Regions from separate parts of the Homo sapiens genome. Here region 1 is linked to region 2. A link is a contact called in ENCODE Hi-C or POLR2A ChIA-PET data. All regions are on one chromosome and are shown on one strand. The core of a region is the stretch at or near the end of the contact, and the rest is flanking DNA. Distances in the headings are between cores, read along the strand shown. Region 1 overlaps MRTFB (myocardin related transcription factor B). Region 2 has its middle 21 kb from the start of MRTFB.

Region 1 (2,700 bases), core at 85-2,584, 46 kb before region 2:
AGGTGGAGCTCCTAGTTCTAACACCAAAAACACAATGCATAAAATAAAAAATTGATAAATTGAACTTTATCAAAATTAAGAACTGCTCTTTGAAAGAATGTTAAGAGGGTGAAAAGATAAGTCATAGGCTGAGATAAAATATTGCAAATCATAAATCTGATAATCTATATCCAGAGTATACAAAGAACTCTCAAAACTCAGTAATAATAAGAAAACAAACAACCCAATAAACATATAAAAGATTTGATACTTTACCAACTATTGGCAAATAAGTACATGAAAATATGCTCAACTCCATTAGTCATTAGGAAAATGCAAATTAAAACCACGATGAGCTACTTCTACACATCTATTAGAATGAATAATGTGAAAAGACTGACCATACCAAATTCCAGACACAGAGCAACTGGAATTCTCATGTACTGCAGTTGGGAATATAAAAGGAAATGACAACTTGGAAACAGTTTGGCAGTTCTGAAAAAAAAGTTAAACAGACACCCATCCATCCTACTCCTAGGTATTTACTCAAGAGATAACAGAGTCCATACGAAGACTTGCATATAAATGTTCAGATTGATTTTATTTGTAATAGCCCAAAACTGGAAATACCCAAATGGCCATCAACAGTAAACACATCAACAACAACAACAAAAACAGTGAACAGATATACAAATTGTGGCATATCTACACAACCAACTATGTCTAAGAAGAAATGAACTATTGATGTACTCAACAACATGGACAAATCTCAAAATAATTAGGCTGACTGAAAGAAGTCAAACAAAGAAGAGTACATACAACATGATTCCACTTATACAAAACCCTCGAACAAGCAAACTAATCTACAGAGACAGAAAGCAGATCAGTGGTTGCCTGGAAACAGGGGCAAAGGAGCATGCAGGAAGGATTACAAAGCCATACAAAGAAATTTTGGGGGGTGATGGATATGTTCATCATCCTTATTGGGGTGAAAGTTTCATGGGTGTACGTGTCAGAACTGATTAAATTGTACACTTTAAATGTGCAGTTTACTGGATGCCAATTATACCTCAATAAAGCTGTTTACAAAAAGAACAGTTTACATTTTATAATATCCCATTTGAATTGTCCCTTTTTAATTAGCATACTGAAAATCTTTCACTATTGCAAACCAATTGCTGTAACTGCTTCAAATACACCTTTTCCTTTGACCTTTACTCTATATAAACACAACTACAAAAGTTAATTACTACTGGATGGGAAAGTGAACAAACCGGTCTTCCTGGATTGCACAGTGGTCTGTTTATTAGCTTCAAATGAAACCTGAATGTTTAGCTAAACTACCAGAACTGAATGCTTGGTCACTTAATACTGAAAATATTACAACCACAATCTGCCCTAAAGGGATTCATTAACTCAAACGTTTATTGCACATATACTCTATGTCTGGCATTGTTGTAAGTGCTGGATTTCATGCAGAATGGTCAGTACTGAACTGCAAGGCCACTCTGCATCTCCTCTTAGAATAATTTATAAGGTCATAATCATTGCATTTAAATAACACAACTAAAGAAAATCAGTGGAAATAGGCTACAGGTAGACTAAAACAATGATTCTTCTAATACAAAGTTAAGATAATAAATGCTAATGATGACTAAAGAACTGTAGTCCAAGTGCTTAGAATTCTAGAATGAGAGGTATGTCTTGAAACCTAAGTGAATTCAGGACAAATATAAAGAAAACTACTTCTATGTACAGCAAGAAGAATGGAGCTTGACAGCTCCAAGAGGTCCTTCTGGCTTGCAAACACCAAAGAATGTAAAAAGCTTAGGAACAGGGACCCAAAATGATTTTTTAAAAAACATACTAGGAAGTTTTAAGTAAATTATCTAAAGGTTGGTATCAAAGACAACATTCTGTACCATAGCATATTCTTTACTGTCGATTTTAGAGAATTCTATAGACCAAGTATGAAAGTGACATTTTACAGAAGATGTAAGCTTATGAACTTATCACAAATAAAACCCAAAGGTCCACATCTCTTGCCACAATATGTAGGCTATTTTACAGCTACTCGAGGGCATCCATTTGAAAACCTTTTATTATCTTTTCTCCCCTGCAATAGTACTTCTTTTTTAGACTTTTTCTCTAAAAGAATCCAATGAACTCCTACACTGGACATATAATCAATAAAAATCTCTTGTTAGAGCTAACTGCTGGTGACACGTGCTTCAGAATTCCTTAGAAATAGTTATTCCTTTTCTAAATCTCAGGTTGCCGGCCAGGCACAGTGAGTCACACCTGTAATCCAACACTTTGGGAGGCCGAAGCAGGCAGATCACTTGAGGTCAGGAGTTTGAGACCAGCTTGGCCAACATGGTAAAACCCTGTCTCTACTAGAAATACAAAAATTAGCTGGGCGTGGTGGACATGCCTGTAATCCCAGCTACCCGGAAGGCTGAGGCAGAATTACTTGAACCCAGGAGGCGGAGGTTGCAGTGGGCCAAGATCGCGCCACTGCACTGCAGCCTGGAAGACAGAGCGAGACTTGTCTCAAATAAATAAATAAATAAATAAATAAATAAATAAATAAATAAATTTCAGCTTGCCTCTAAACTGTCATGTTCTTGTTCTCAAAAGAACAACTGTACTAACCAATAAACTTTTAGTAAATTTTGCCTGACATGATTCCCTGTCACATGTTCTGAACATATCATACCC
Region 2 (2,700 bases), core at 31-2,530:
AAAACAAAGTATGACCACTTTGCATTTTAAGCTTGTGTAAGGGTGGGTGGCGCGCTTCACATGGATGGGGAAATCAGTCTCTCTGCTGGTCTTTTCCCCTTGCAAAACTTGATGTGAGAGGAAGAGACCAGATTGGAAGGTCTGGGTCTCAGCAGAGCACATTCACGAGAGGGAAGGCATGTAAAGGGAAGTCCAGGGAGAGCTCAAAATCAGAGAGTTGAAAAGAAATGAATTGTTCTGATCAGAAAAAAGGTGGAGAAGAATATTTGGGAGGCAAGATAAAAGAAGATTGGAAAGGAAGGATGTTTGGGGGATTCTGAAGAAAGATACCCAATACTCATAAGTGTGCGTTGAACACTCCTTCCAGAGCCCCTGAACCTTGTGAAGTCTGCCACATAGGCAGACCTGGTGTGTCTGTGAATGTGTGTTCTGTATGAGTGTATTTGTGTGTGTGTCTGTGAATGTGTGTCTATACGAGTGTGTTTGTATATCTATGTGTGTGAATGTGTGTTCTGTATGAGTGCATATGCGTGTGTGTGTGTGTATTTGTATGAGTGTACTGTCTGTGTGTGTCTTTAAGTCCATGGGTGTATATTTGTATGAGTGTATCTATGTCTTTGATTGTGTCTGTATGTGTGTATGTGTGTATTTGTATGAGTGCTTCTGTGTTGGTATGTCCATGGGTGTGTATGAGTGCATCTGTATGTCTCTCTGTGTGTATTTGTATGAGTGTGTCTGTGTGTTTGTATGCCTATAGGTATGTATGCATGTGTCTGTGTGTCTGTGAATGTCTATGTGTGTATGTGTCTGTACGTCTATGGTGTGTGTCTATATGAGTGTGTCCGTGTGTGTCTGTATGTCTATGGGTACGTGTCTGTATGACTGTGTCTGTGTGTGTCTTTGTGTGTCTGTGTCTGTCTCTGTGAATGTTTCTGTCTCTGAGTCTGTGTGTACTGTTGTGTCTGTCTGCTTCAGTGTGTCTTTGTCTCTGTGTGCCTCTGTTTGTGAGTTTGTGTGTGTCCAGGTGTGTTTGTGTGTGTCTTTGTCTTTGTGTGTGTGTTGGAAATCACAGCACAGGATTGAATTCCTGTGATGGTAAAGACAAATAAATCGCCATAAGAATCAGAGGGAGAACAATAAGTCGGCCGAGACAGGAGGAAGTAGAGCCCTAGGTGACAGTGAGAGTGTAAGGTGCCAGGAATTCGATGACATCTTTGCAAGGGCATTGGAATTTCCCTGGGTCTGGAATGTGGGTGGAGGTGGCGAGTCAAGACAGTATTATCGAGACCTCCAAGAGCAGGGAGACCCGCCCCCATTCTGCACCTGGAGTACGCTGTGTTATCTCCATTTTGTAGCTGAGAAAACCGAGTCTGAAAACTAGTTATTTTATTGGACTGAAGAGGAGGACCTGACTGCTGAGCTAGCAGCAGCCTCTGGCTGGACTGACCCTTGCCTGAAAACACTGAATCACAGTGAGAAAGTCATTCTGCTTTCTGTTTGCTTTCAATCCTTTTAAATTTAATTTTTAGAGATGGAGTTCTTGCTATGCTGTTTAAGCTGGACTCAAACTCCTGGGCTCAGGAGATCCTCCTGCCTCAGCCTGTGGAGTAGTAGGATTACAGGCATGCATCAAGGGAGATGGGAGAATTGCTGAAGCCTGGGAGGTCAAGGCTGTGGTGAGCTATGATCACACCACTGCACTCCAGCCCAGGTGACAGAGTGAGACCTTGTATCAAAAAAGAGGAAAAAAATTGAGACTTTGGTCATGTTAGAGGTAAATTTAGGAGCGTTTTTATTTGTTTGCTTGCTTGCTTTTAATTTCTATTTTACAAAAATTCAAGACTACAGAAAAAGTTGCAAGAACTGTAAAATAATCTCTTATATACACTTTATCTAGATTCTACCTCTGTTTACATTTTTGCCACATTTCTGTGTGTGTGTGTGTGTGTGTCTGTCTGTCTGTCTTTCTGGGTATATGCATATCTATAAGTCTATGTGTATATACATATGCATACAACATGTACACACACTTTTTTAAAAAGCACTTGAGAATCAGTTGCCAATATCATGATCTTTAATTCCTGGCCAGGCGTGGTGGCTCACGCCTGTAATCCCAGCACTTTGGAAGGCCGAGGCGGATGGATCACCTGAGGTCAGGAGTTTGAGACCAGCCTGGCCAATATGGTGAAACCCCGTCTCTACTAAAAACACAAAAATTAGCCAGGCCTGGTGATACATGCCTGTAGTACCACCTACTCGGGAGGCTGAGGCAGGAGAATCACTTGAACTGGGGAGGTAGAGCTTGCAGTGAGCCGAGATCGTGCCATTGCACTCCAGCCTGGCAACAAGAGTGACACTCCGTCTCAAGAAAAAATCCTAAATACTCCATGTATCTCCTAAGAACAGGACATTCTCTTCCATAACCGCACTGTAGTTACCAAATTCAGCAAATTTAATATTGGTACCATGCCATTACCCAATATACAATCCATATTCAAAGTCTGCCAATTGTCTCAATGAAGTCATTTCAGTCATTTTAGTTTTTTCTGATCCAGGATCCAATCCGCAATCATATTGCATTTATTTGTCATTTTTCTTCACTCACATTTAATCTGGAACAGTTCCTCAGTCTTTCATGACCTTGACCTAACTCTTTTTAGCAAAGAGAATCCAAGCTTCAGGCTCAGAGCCTCAGACTAG

The links. A loop is a pair of places that touch in the nucleus more often than their neighbours do. ChIA-PET counts read pairs that join two places held with the same protein, here RNA polymerase II (POLR2A). Pooled maps may share reads with other maps.
Region 1: a map of Calu3 shows a loop between it and region 2 (7-fold over the local background). The contact joins two enhancer-like sites. A Hi-C loop is called at or near these places in 1 of 168 maps with a recorded cell type or tissue (Calu3), 1 of 37 single-sample maps with no recorded cell type and 2 of 50 pooled maps. POLR2A ChIA-PET finds 5 or more read pairs at or near these places in 6 of 52 experiments (A549, BJ, GM12878 and 3 more).

The regions. Positions count from the first base shown.
Region 1 is chr16:14,095,930-14,098,629 of GRCh38, reverse strand. The region is part of intron 2 of MRTFB (myocardin related transcription factor B); the gene reads right to left. Among named protein-coding and RNA genes, the nearest start is that of MRTFB, 26 kb to the right of the region's middle. Within about 2 kb of position 1,334, at least 9 of the 41 ENCODE cell types and tissues checked have a DNase peak (open chromatin) inside an H3K27ac peak, as active enhancers do.
Region 2 is chr16:14,049,416-14,052,115 of GRCh38, reverse strand. It overlaps a transcript of MRTFB not described here. Among named protein-coding and RNA genes, the nearest start is that of MRTFB, 21 kb to the left of the region's middle. RefSeq lists an enhancer at 838-1,450. Within about 2 kb of position 1,280, at least 3 of the 41 ENCODE cell types and tissues checked have a DNase peak (open chromatin) inside an H3K27ac peak, as active enhancers do.